Linked DNA regions of Homo sapiens: region 1 is linked to region 2. Evidence: chromatin contacts called from ENCODE POLR2A ChIA-PET data. All regions are on one chromosome and are shown on one strand. The core of a region is the stretch at or near the end of the contact, and the rest is flanking DNA. Distances in the headings are between cores, read along the strand shown.

Region 1 (5,160 bases), core at 1,300-3,799, 8.6 Mb before region 2:
CTAATAATACTATTTATTAATGCTTGTGTATTAACAGAAAAAAATTCTATGAAATTCGTGATGCTGAAAAAAACAAATGTATTATTTTAGGGCAGCATTTACTTTTTTTTTTTTGAGATGGAGTCTGGCTCTGTCACCCAGGCTGGAGTGCAGTGGCGCGATCTCGGCTCACTGCAAGCTCCGCCTCCCGGGTTCACGCCATTCTCCTGCCTCAGGCTCCTGAGTAGCTGGGACTACAGGTGCCGGCCACCACGCAGGGCTAATTTTTTTTTTTTTTTTTAGTAGAGACGAGGTTTCACCGTGTTAGCCAGGATAGTCTCGATCTCCTGACCTCGTGACCCGCCCGCGTCGGCCTCCCAAAGTGCTGGTATTACAGGCGTGGGCCACCGCGCCTGGCCAACTTTTTTCCTAGTTGTTAATTTTAGCAGAATTTAGGCAAGACATATCTACAACTCTGAATCTGTACTACATTATGTGACTTCATTCATATAATTCATCTGTATCACTCATAATTCCATCATTCTAATATTGTTAGCTTCCATATTGGTGTATTCACTTTCAGTCTACTTCTTATGATTATGCATATATATTTGACATAGTTTTAATCACACTTCATACATAATTAACTCATACAGTAAGCTTCTGCCCATATTAACATAATCTTCATTGCTATCACTTTTTTTTTTTTTTTTTTTGAGGCAGGGTCTCGCTCTGTCGCCCAGGCTGGAGTGCAGTGGCACAAACTCAGATCACTGCAGCCTCCGCTTCCCAGGCTCAAGCGATCCTCCCCCCTTGGCCTCCCAAAGTGCTAGGATTTCGGGCACGACACTACCGCCGGCTAAATTTTGTATTTTGTGTAGAGCTGGGTTTCCCCATGTTGCCCAGGCTGGTCTTGAACTACTGGGCTCAAGTGGTCAGCCCGCCTCAGCTTTCCAAACTGCTGGAATTACAGTATTATTTTTAAAACCACATATTTCATTATTTTAAAAACGATGCTCTTTTCTTGAGTATTTAGGTATTTCCATTTTTGTTTCATGTTAGTAAAACAAAAATTTGCTAAAAACGTTGCTAAAAATGATCATCATACTAGTTTAGTCTTAACATCCTGTCTTCTTGTCCTGTCTAGTTTTTGATACTGCTCTCCTCGTATTCCCAAATAATTCTCTCCATCTCCTCCTATTCCCGTCTCCATGTTTACTTGCATCAGTGCTCCTCAAACATCTCAGAATGCAAGCCATTAGACTTCAATTCCTTTTTTTTACTTCATACATTTATCTTATCATCCTCCTGCTGTCTTTTTCAAATATAGCTTTTTGCTTATTTCTTCCAAGTACAGCCAAAATAATTATCTTTGACTAGAAGCCTCGAACTGTTTATTACGCTTTCAAAATAATTTTAATAAGAAAATATAAATAAGGAAGGGCCTCGCATAGAACAATAAGAGAATGTCATTAACCAAGGACTATGTTTAATCCAATTCTGGAGTTCCTGGGGTCCAATTTTTAAATAGGCTCTTTTAACCACTTAGTCAATAAATAGTTATTAAATACCTACTACACGTCAGGAAGTGCCTAGAGATATAAAAAGATTTTTCAAATGTTTCATTTTCATAAATACATATATGATGTAATTGCCTGTTACTTCCCTCTCTGTTGAGCCCATCACAAGGACTCTTAATCTAGGGTCCCAGGACCACATTGATTGTCTGCCAATTCCCTGAAACTGTGTATAAGTACCTTAAGATTTGTGCATTTGTGGTTTTCATCCAGCCATTAAAGAGATCTATGCCATCCGAAAGGTTGAGAACCTCCTCTCTATTGTTTACAAGTTGGTTTGTTTAAAACATGTCAAATCTAACCTTCGAGTTTAGGGGAGCCAACAAAGGATTTCCAGAATCTTATCTATAGGGTTTCACCTCTTAATGTGCCCAGTCTCCCTAATTCTTGAGCAGCGATAGCCCTGTCTTAAACATCTTTCCATTTTCAGCACCAAAATAAACTCCGTTCAATATTTTATGATGAAATTCGTCATCGAGCATTTACATTCGGTTGGCTGCCTTCCTCAACTGAGGAGCCCAGGGTAAGCGGGGTCTAGGTCACGGTTGTCATCCCCTACACAGATGATCCCAAAGGGTTTGTTGGGTTTGGGGTGATGACAAGGGGCGGCGACGAGGGCAATTCAACAGAAGCTTTCTGGGCCTCTCTGGGAGTCAGACCCCGATCCTCGGATTCGCATCGCCCAGGGAGGAAATAATAAGAGCTGTTATTTGCAAGGGCGCTGGTTGAAGAAAAGGGGAGGCCCGGAGCTGCCCAGCGAGTCGGCGATGAGGACCCAGGCAGTGCCTGGGGCTCTGCCACCCGCCCTCCCCTCGGGTCGAACACAGCTGGCGTCACGGCCACTCACTTGGTAAAGGCCTCTCCCAGGTCGATCACGACCGCCGTCTTCTCCCCGCCGCTCCCCAGGCCCTCGTAGAGCGGCATGGTAGTAAGGCAGACTGAGAGAAGAGGGTCGCAGTCTCCGCGGCCAACAAGTCTCGGCGCTCGCGGGGCGGGGCCGGGGCTCCGGCGCTCGGGCGTCGGCGACGGCGGGGGCCTCGCGCGGCCGCGGCGCGCCGGGCCCGGGCTGTCCCAGGCTGTGCCTCATTCCGCGTTGGACCCACCCTTGCAGGTGCTGCCGTCGCCAGGACTAGGGGAAAAGAGGCGCTGGCGGGCGCGAATCCGAGTGCGGGGGCGCGGAGGCCGCGGCGATCAGGCGCGCCGGTCGCCCTGAGGGGGCGGAGCCGGCCTCCCTATCCTTCCCTCCCACCACGCCCCAAAGCCGCACCCACGCGCGGCTGTGAAGAGGTTCGGTCTCAGCTCACTGTGAAGAGGTCACTGAGGACCTGGCTGCCAAGGGGCAGCCGAGAGACGACGCAATTCCGAACCTTTGATTCATGCTCTTGGGGGGCAGAAGATGCTGAGACCCTATTCTGTGCTAGGCGTTTTGCCTAATATTTAATCTTCTCAAGAAATAACAAGAATATGTGTTTTCTTATCTGTGGGGACCGACGCTCAGAGAGATTAACTTTCCCAATGTCCCACGGCAGAGCCAGGAACAAACCCACAGACTTCCTAATTGCAAAGCCTATGCTAATGATGCTTTAGAGAATAATACGTACAGACAATACTTTAGTTAGTAGTCTTTCTGAAAGTTTTTATTTTACTCCAGAATTAAGCAGCTAGAGTAGCGTCTGTGAATCTTGAATCTGTCCATAGAGGAGCGGTCGGGATGGTTTAATAGAAGAAACATTGAAGCAAAGGCCCCTATTAGGTTGGTGCAAAAGTAATTGCTGTTTTTGCCACTACTTTTAACATTTACATTACTGTTTACATCTTTGTCACTTCACAGCTTTCTGTGAAAATATTTTTTTCCTGCAAATATTAGCTCTAACTGTATCTATGCATAGGAGTGGAAAAGACTGTCAAAGGAGAGGCTGTGCAATAAGAAAAGAGGTTCAAGGGTAAATCGGTGAGGACTAGCAACATTTAGCTGGTGTACTGGGTTGAATGATGCCCCCCCCCCCAAAATTCTTGTCCACTGGGAACCTCAGAATGTGACCCTATTTGGAAATAGAGTCTTGGCAGATGTAATCAAGTTAAGATGAGGTTATACTGTATTAAGATGTCCCAACTGTCCGAGCGCAGGATCACACCTGTAATCCCAGCACTTTGGGAGGCCGAAGCGGGAGGATCCCTTGAGCCCAAGAAGTCTAAAGCGGCAGTGAGTCGGGATTGTGCCGCTGCACTCCAGCCTGGGCAACAACAAGAGTGAGAGCCTGTCTCTCAAAAAAAAAAAAAAAAAAAAAAAAGGCCCTACTCTAATGGTTGGTAACTAGAGTTAGCGGGGTAGTTGGGGATAAGCTATTTCCATAACAAAAACTAAGGCTGTAACAATGCAGAAATTTGGAATGTGATATTAGTAAAATTCATGTTTAAGTCCAAATTACTGATCAATGATCCTCCTTGAAAGCAAATTCCTGGAGACAGGAGAATGAAGTTGGAGTTGTGACGGGGAAGAAAACTTTAAGAAACGTGGGAAGAGATTAAATTTTTTGCTTAATAGAGTCAGATTATTTGAATAGGACCCCTTACTTGAGTTCAGATTCTGTTTCTGCCACTTTCTGTCAAGTCCCTAATACCTCTGATCGTCCACTTCCTTATCTGTAAACTGTTCTGCTGCTTCACAAGGTATTTGTAAGGATCAATTTGAAATTATGTTTCTGAAACTATTGAAATGATGAAGTTTGTTATTACCTATTCTATGTTTTCCATGACAGCTCACCAGCTGTATTTGTTAGCTAGGGACTGCCGTAACAAAGTACCACAAACGGTGGTTCAAGGAAACAAAAAATTTATTCTTTCACACTTCTGGAGGTGAGAAGTCAGAAATCAAGGTGTCAGCAAGAGCAAGGTCATGCCCTCTTTGAAGGCTCTTGAGGAGGATCCTTTCTTGTCTTTTTTTTTTTTTCTTTTTTTGAGATGGAGTCTCGCTCTGTCACCCAGGTTCGATCTCAGCTCACTGCAGCCTCCGCCCCACCAGGTTCAAGTGATTCTTCTGCCTCAGCCTCTGGAGCAGCCGGGATTACAGGCACCTGCCACCACGCCCAACTATTTTTTTTTGTTTGTTTTGGATTTTTAGTAAAGATAGGGTTTCACCATGTTGGCCAGGCTGGTCTCGAACTCCTAACCTCAGGTGATCTGCCTGCCTTGGCCTCTCGAAGTGCTGGGATTACACCGCGCCCAGCTTTTTTTTTTTTTTTTTTTTTTTTTAACAGAGTCTCGTTCTGTCATCCAGGCTGGAGTGCAGTGGTGCAACCTTGGCTCACTGAACCCCAGACTGGGCTCAAGCAATTCTCCTGCCTCACCTTCCCAAGTAGCTGGGACTGCAGGCATGTGCCACCTTGCGTGGCTAATTTTAACATCTTTTGTAGAGATGGGTTTCACCGTGTTGCCCAGGCTGGTCTTAAACTACTGAGCTCCGGTGATCCGCCTTCCTAAGCCTCCCAAAGTGCTGAGATAACAGGCATGAGCCACCGTGCCTGGCCTTCTTTCTTGCCTTTTCCTAGCTTCTGGTGGTTGCTGGCAATCTTTGATGTGCCTTTGCTTGTAGATACATAACTCC
Region 2 (4,647 bases), core at 1,274-3,773:
TGCTCTTGTTGCCCAGGCTGGAGTGCAATGGCGCAATCTCAGCTCACTGCAACCTCCGCCTTCTGGGTTCAAGAGATTCTCCTGCCTCAACCTCCCGAGTAGCTGGGATTACAGGCATGCGTCACCATACCTGGCTAATTTTTTATTTTTAGTACAGATGGGGTTTCTCCAAGTTGGTCAGGCTGGTCTCGAACTCCTGACCTCAGGTGATCCACCCGCCTCTGCCTCCCAAAGTGCTGGGATTATAGGCGTGAGCCACCGCGCCCGGCTACTTTTTTTAAAAATTAGTCTACCTTTATAAAGGACATATAGTTGTTGGCCGGGCGCGGTGGCTCATGCCTCTAATCCTAGCACTTTTTGGGAGGCTGAGGCGGGTGGATCACCTGAGGTCAGGAGTTCAAGACCAGTCTGTCCAACATGGTGAAACCTCGTCTCTACTAAAAATACAAAAATTAGCCAGGCATGGTGGCAAGTGCCTATAATCTCAGCTACTCAGGAGGCTGAGGCAGGAGAATCACTCGAACCCAGGAGGCAGAGGTTGCGGTGAACCGAGATTACGCCATTGCACTCCAGCCTGGGCAACAGAGTGAGACTCCCTCTCGAAAAAAAAAAAAAAAAAAAAAGACATACATTTGCTTTTTGGGAGCAGAAAAGGGGGCATGAGAATGACTTATTTTTTAGAGTCTCCTTTTGAATTTGAAACAGTATGTATGTATTGACCTGTTTTTAAAAATCAATTAACTATACCTATTTAAAAAAATTAACTACAACTATTAGTAAGTATACAACTTAGGTTTCCAAATATTTAATTTTTTTTTCTATTTTCAGCAAACTTCAAGGCTTTTGAGATTCTTAAAGATCATCTGAAGAAAATTCATCAGTTTTCTGCTTAACTCTATATCTTATGTGATTCTGATATTACAATAAAATTATGGTAAACTTTAGGATGTTCTGCTTAAATTTGTATTTTGTGAAATTTTGATACTAAGTGATAAATATGATGGTATACTTGAGAAAGTTTTCTAGGAAAAATATTTTCTGCATAGTCTTTTAAGAAAAATATATGGGGGCCAGGCGCAGTGGCTCACGCCTGTAATCCTAGTGCTTTGGGAGGCCAAGGCGGGTGGATCACCTGAGGTCAGGAGTTCGAGACCAGCCTAGCCAAGGTAGCAAAACCCTATCTCTGCTAAAAAAAAAAATACAAAAATTAGCTGGGCATGGTGGCGGGCGCCTGTAATCCCAGCTTCTCGGGAGGCTGAGGCAGGGAGAATCACTTGAACCTGGGAGGCGGAGGTTGCGGTGAGCCAAGATTGTGCCATTGTACTCCAGCCTGGGTGACAGAGCGAGACTCTGTCAAAAAAAGAGAAAGAAATAAAAATATGTGGATATGTATATACTTTTTTTTTTTTTTTTTTTGGAGACAGAGTCTAGCTCTGTCACCCAGGCTAGAGTGCAGGGAGAATCGCTTGAACCTGGGAGGCAGAAGTTGCAGTGAGCCGAGATCGCGCCACTGCACTCCAGCCTGGGCGACAGAGAGACTCCATCTCAAAAAAAAAGACAAAAAACCCCCCAAAATACAATAATTAGTCGGGTGTAGTCCCAGCTACTTGGGAGGCTGAGATGAAAGAATCGCTTGAGCCTGGGAGGCAGAGGTTGCAGTGAGCTGAGATCAGGCCACTGCACTCCAGCCTGGGCGACACAGTGAGACTCTTTCAAAAAAAAAAAAAAAATTACGAAGAGCCTGGACTGGAAGACATTGCTTTCAAAGAGAATTAGCTTTTGAGAGAAAAGGTACTAATAAAAAAATATAAAAATGACACAGTGAAAGGGAAATTCCTCAAGGAAATTTAATATGAATGCAGTGATAAGTTAATTTAGCAGCAAAGAGAACATGACAATCTGATATGTGGTTTGGGGATGGAAAATTGGAAGAATGTTAGAAGGGGCCTAATGTTAGAAGAGCAAGGTTTAACTTTAATTTCAAGAATAACCTGGTAAAATCAAAGTTTAAAGATGAAATCAAGACATAAATTTAAACAGTTTGGGCCTAGAAAGTGGCAGTAAAATAGACATGCAAGGCTGCTGGTGCAGTTATGAGACTCACAGAGCTAAATATGAATGATGATGGGCAGAAGTTTATAAATGGAAATTGAAATCAAGGTGTCCTCTCATTCAGTGGATACATAATTGCTTCTATAATTAAAGCAGAGGTATTTTGAGATCTTTTCAAGAACACAGTGAAAGTAGGGTGCATTTAGGGGTTAAACAAGATGAAGTGAAGTGAAACAAGGCAGTGTAAATTGCCAGAAGCAGGCCATCAATATTAGAATAAGGTAAGGCAGGAACTAGAACCAGGTGAGGATCAACATCGTCCAGAGATGGAAAAGAAAGCCAAGGTCTGTAAGATAGGACAGCAGAGGAGCCGGTGTGAAAGAGTGGACTTTGCTTTAGTAAAGAACAGAGACAGTGTGTTCCCAGCTGGGTGTTCCCAACTGGGTGTTTAATCAGCTGAAGCCCGGCTGATCTCACTGCTGCAATCTGTTTACGAGGCACCATTAAGTGAAGGTGCACCTCAAAGCAGGAGCCAGATTGTTAACACACAGAGATAGTGGTAAGATTTCTCTACTATAAAAAAAGCAAACACGTGGTTTCTGTAGGGAAACCACAGAATGCCAGAGACTGGACAGACCGAATGAAGCATTCTTCAGCCAGGGGCAGCCATGCAGGAAACCAGGCCTATGGGGCCATTTTAGAGAAATCTGGATTTTTCGGTACAATATCCTGACTTCGCAAGCACTAATTTAAACTGCAGTTTGCAACCAAGAAGACATGCTTACAGATTGGATTGTGCTCATGAACTGTTTTCCCTGCCTTACAGGCATAGGAATTTGATTTTGTAGTCCATAAGAGATCCTTATTAAGCAAAATCAGGTGAGCCCCAGTCATTCACCACCATCTGTGAAATTTAGTGTCCTCTTGTAATGGTGGTGGTAGCTCATAGCAGGGAAGGTAAACTTAAAATGGGACATTTCATTCTGATCCTATGCACATATATGCGTTTTCTCTGGAGCCAAGGCTCCTACCCACTCTATTCAAGGGCTCCACTTTTATTGTTTTTATTGTGCTTACACTTTGGGCTTCATTTTTAGGCAGGTTTTCTGAATTAAAGGGCTGGGGGGGTTGTGGAAAAGGTTGCAAGACCATTGCTCCAATTCTTTAATACATGTATTAAATGTTTACTATGCTAGGCACTGTGGTAAGTGCTTATTCATTGCGCAATTTAATCCTCATTAGGTTCACTATCACCTTTAGTTATACATGAAGAAAACAGGCATAGGTAGGTTAAATAAGTTGCCCAAAGTCACACAGCTGGTAAGGGTCACAGCAGAGTTGATGCTGGGTTATCTGACTGGAGTCCAGGCGCCTCACCAGCATGGTATTGTCCTGCCTTCGTCTACTTCCTTACTGAACATGCTACTGAAGATATACAAGATCATTTATCTTGAGCAGTGTTTCAGACTGAAGGTCAAACTGATCAGTGGGTTGAAATATTAATGAGTCATGGCAGAATAGAAAATTCCAGTGCATTAAGTTTTGTCTCATGAAGCTGTTTGTTATGTATTAGGATCTGGCATGTGCTATCACAGTATCTCACTTAAGTCAGTAGGTCTCAGCCATCTACTCTGGACCTCTACTTCCCAATAAATAGAACAAATGGCATCTGAAGAGAGCAAATGCAGTATTTGCGCAAGGATAGGATAAGAGAGTTTGCACAAAGGGGTTAATAACTGATAATGGCTCAATACCTAGGCACTTCTCCCTCCAAAAGGCATTCTTTTTTTTTTTTTTTTTTTTTTGAGGCGGAGTTTCACTCTTGTCGCCCAGGCTGGAATGCAATGGTGCAATCATGGCTCACTGCAACCTCAGCTTCCCGGGTTCAAGAGATTCTCCTGCCTCAGCCTCCCAAGTAGCTGGGATTACAGGCGCCTGCCACCACGCCTGGCTAATTTTTGCATTTTTAGTAGAGGTGATGTTTTACCATGTTGGCCAGGCTGGTCTTGAACTCCTGACCTCAGGTGATCCACTCACCTCGGCCTTCCAAAGTGCTGGGATTATAGGTGTGGGCCACTGCGCCTGGCCCATTTTTTTTTAAGGATAGCTTTCCTTAATGGATGAATTTTAGGCAAGAGAACATTTGTTTTGCGCAAGGGGGCTCTTCCACAACTGTACACTGTCTTTTCCCAAAGAGATTCTTCTGGGAAAGAGAACATCATATAGTAAGAAACTTGGCAAAGCAGAGGGCAGGAACCCTCAGAGAATCTAATGAAAGCTATGGGCCCTATGGGCCTCTACTGAGACCCATGTCCCCAAGCCCCACATGAGCCTGCCCCTACACATAATTTCAGAGGGTTCGGGAACCCTAAAGGCCATTATCACTTCTAAACAACCAGTTGTAGTTTGTTGTCCTTTGAGAAGTATGGTGTGTTCATGTATTCATGTTTGGAAATGCCTTTTTTAAGGTCAAACGTCCAGAATTTTGATGTTACAAAGGTGAGTGAAAATAAGTTGACAATTAATCCTTGGTTATGCTCACTGACCTCAGGGTTATAATAGAAAAGAGTGCAATTTTACACATCCCTCAGGTGC

The links. ChIA-PET counts read pairs that join two places held with the same protein, here RNA polymerase II (POLR2A).
Region 1: POLR2A ChIA-PET joins it to region 2 with 11 read pairs in GM12878. The contact joins the promoter of ACTR10 here to the enhancer-like site in region 2. POLR2A ChIA-PET finds 5 or more read pairs at or near these places in 2 of 52 experiments (GM12878 and activated CD8-positive, alpha-beta memory T cell).

Annotation. Positions count from the first base shown.
Region 1 is chr14:58,197,538-58,202,697 of GRCh38, reverse strand. It overlaps ACTR10 (actin related protein 10), which reads right to left and starts at 2,549. Exons shown (of 13, transcript NM_018477.3): 1 at 2,404-2,549. The coding sequence starts at 2,480. RefSeq lists enhancers at 2,167-2,356, 2,977-3,106 and a silencer at 2,517-2,906.
Region 2 is chr14:49,639,852-49,644,498 of GRCh38, reverse strand. POLE2 (DNA polymerase epsilon 2, accessory subunit) reads left to right here. Exons shown (of 19, transcript NM_002692.4): 19 at 829-944. The coding sequence ends at 847. Among named protein-coding and RNA genes, the nearest start is that of DNAAF2, 6.9 kb to the right of the region's middle. RefSeq lists a silencer at 3,594-3,888. Within about 2 kb of position 2,523, at least 8 of the 41 ENCODE cell types and tissues checked have a DNase peak (open chromatin) inside an H3K27ac peak, as active enhancers do.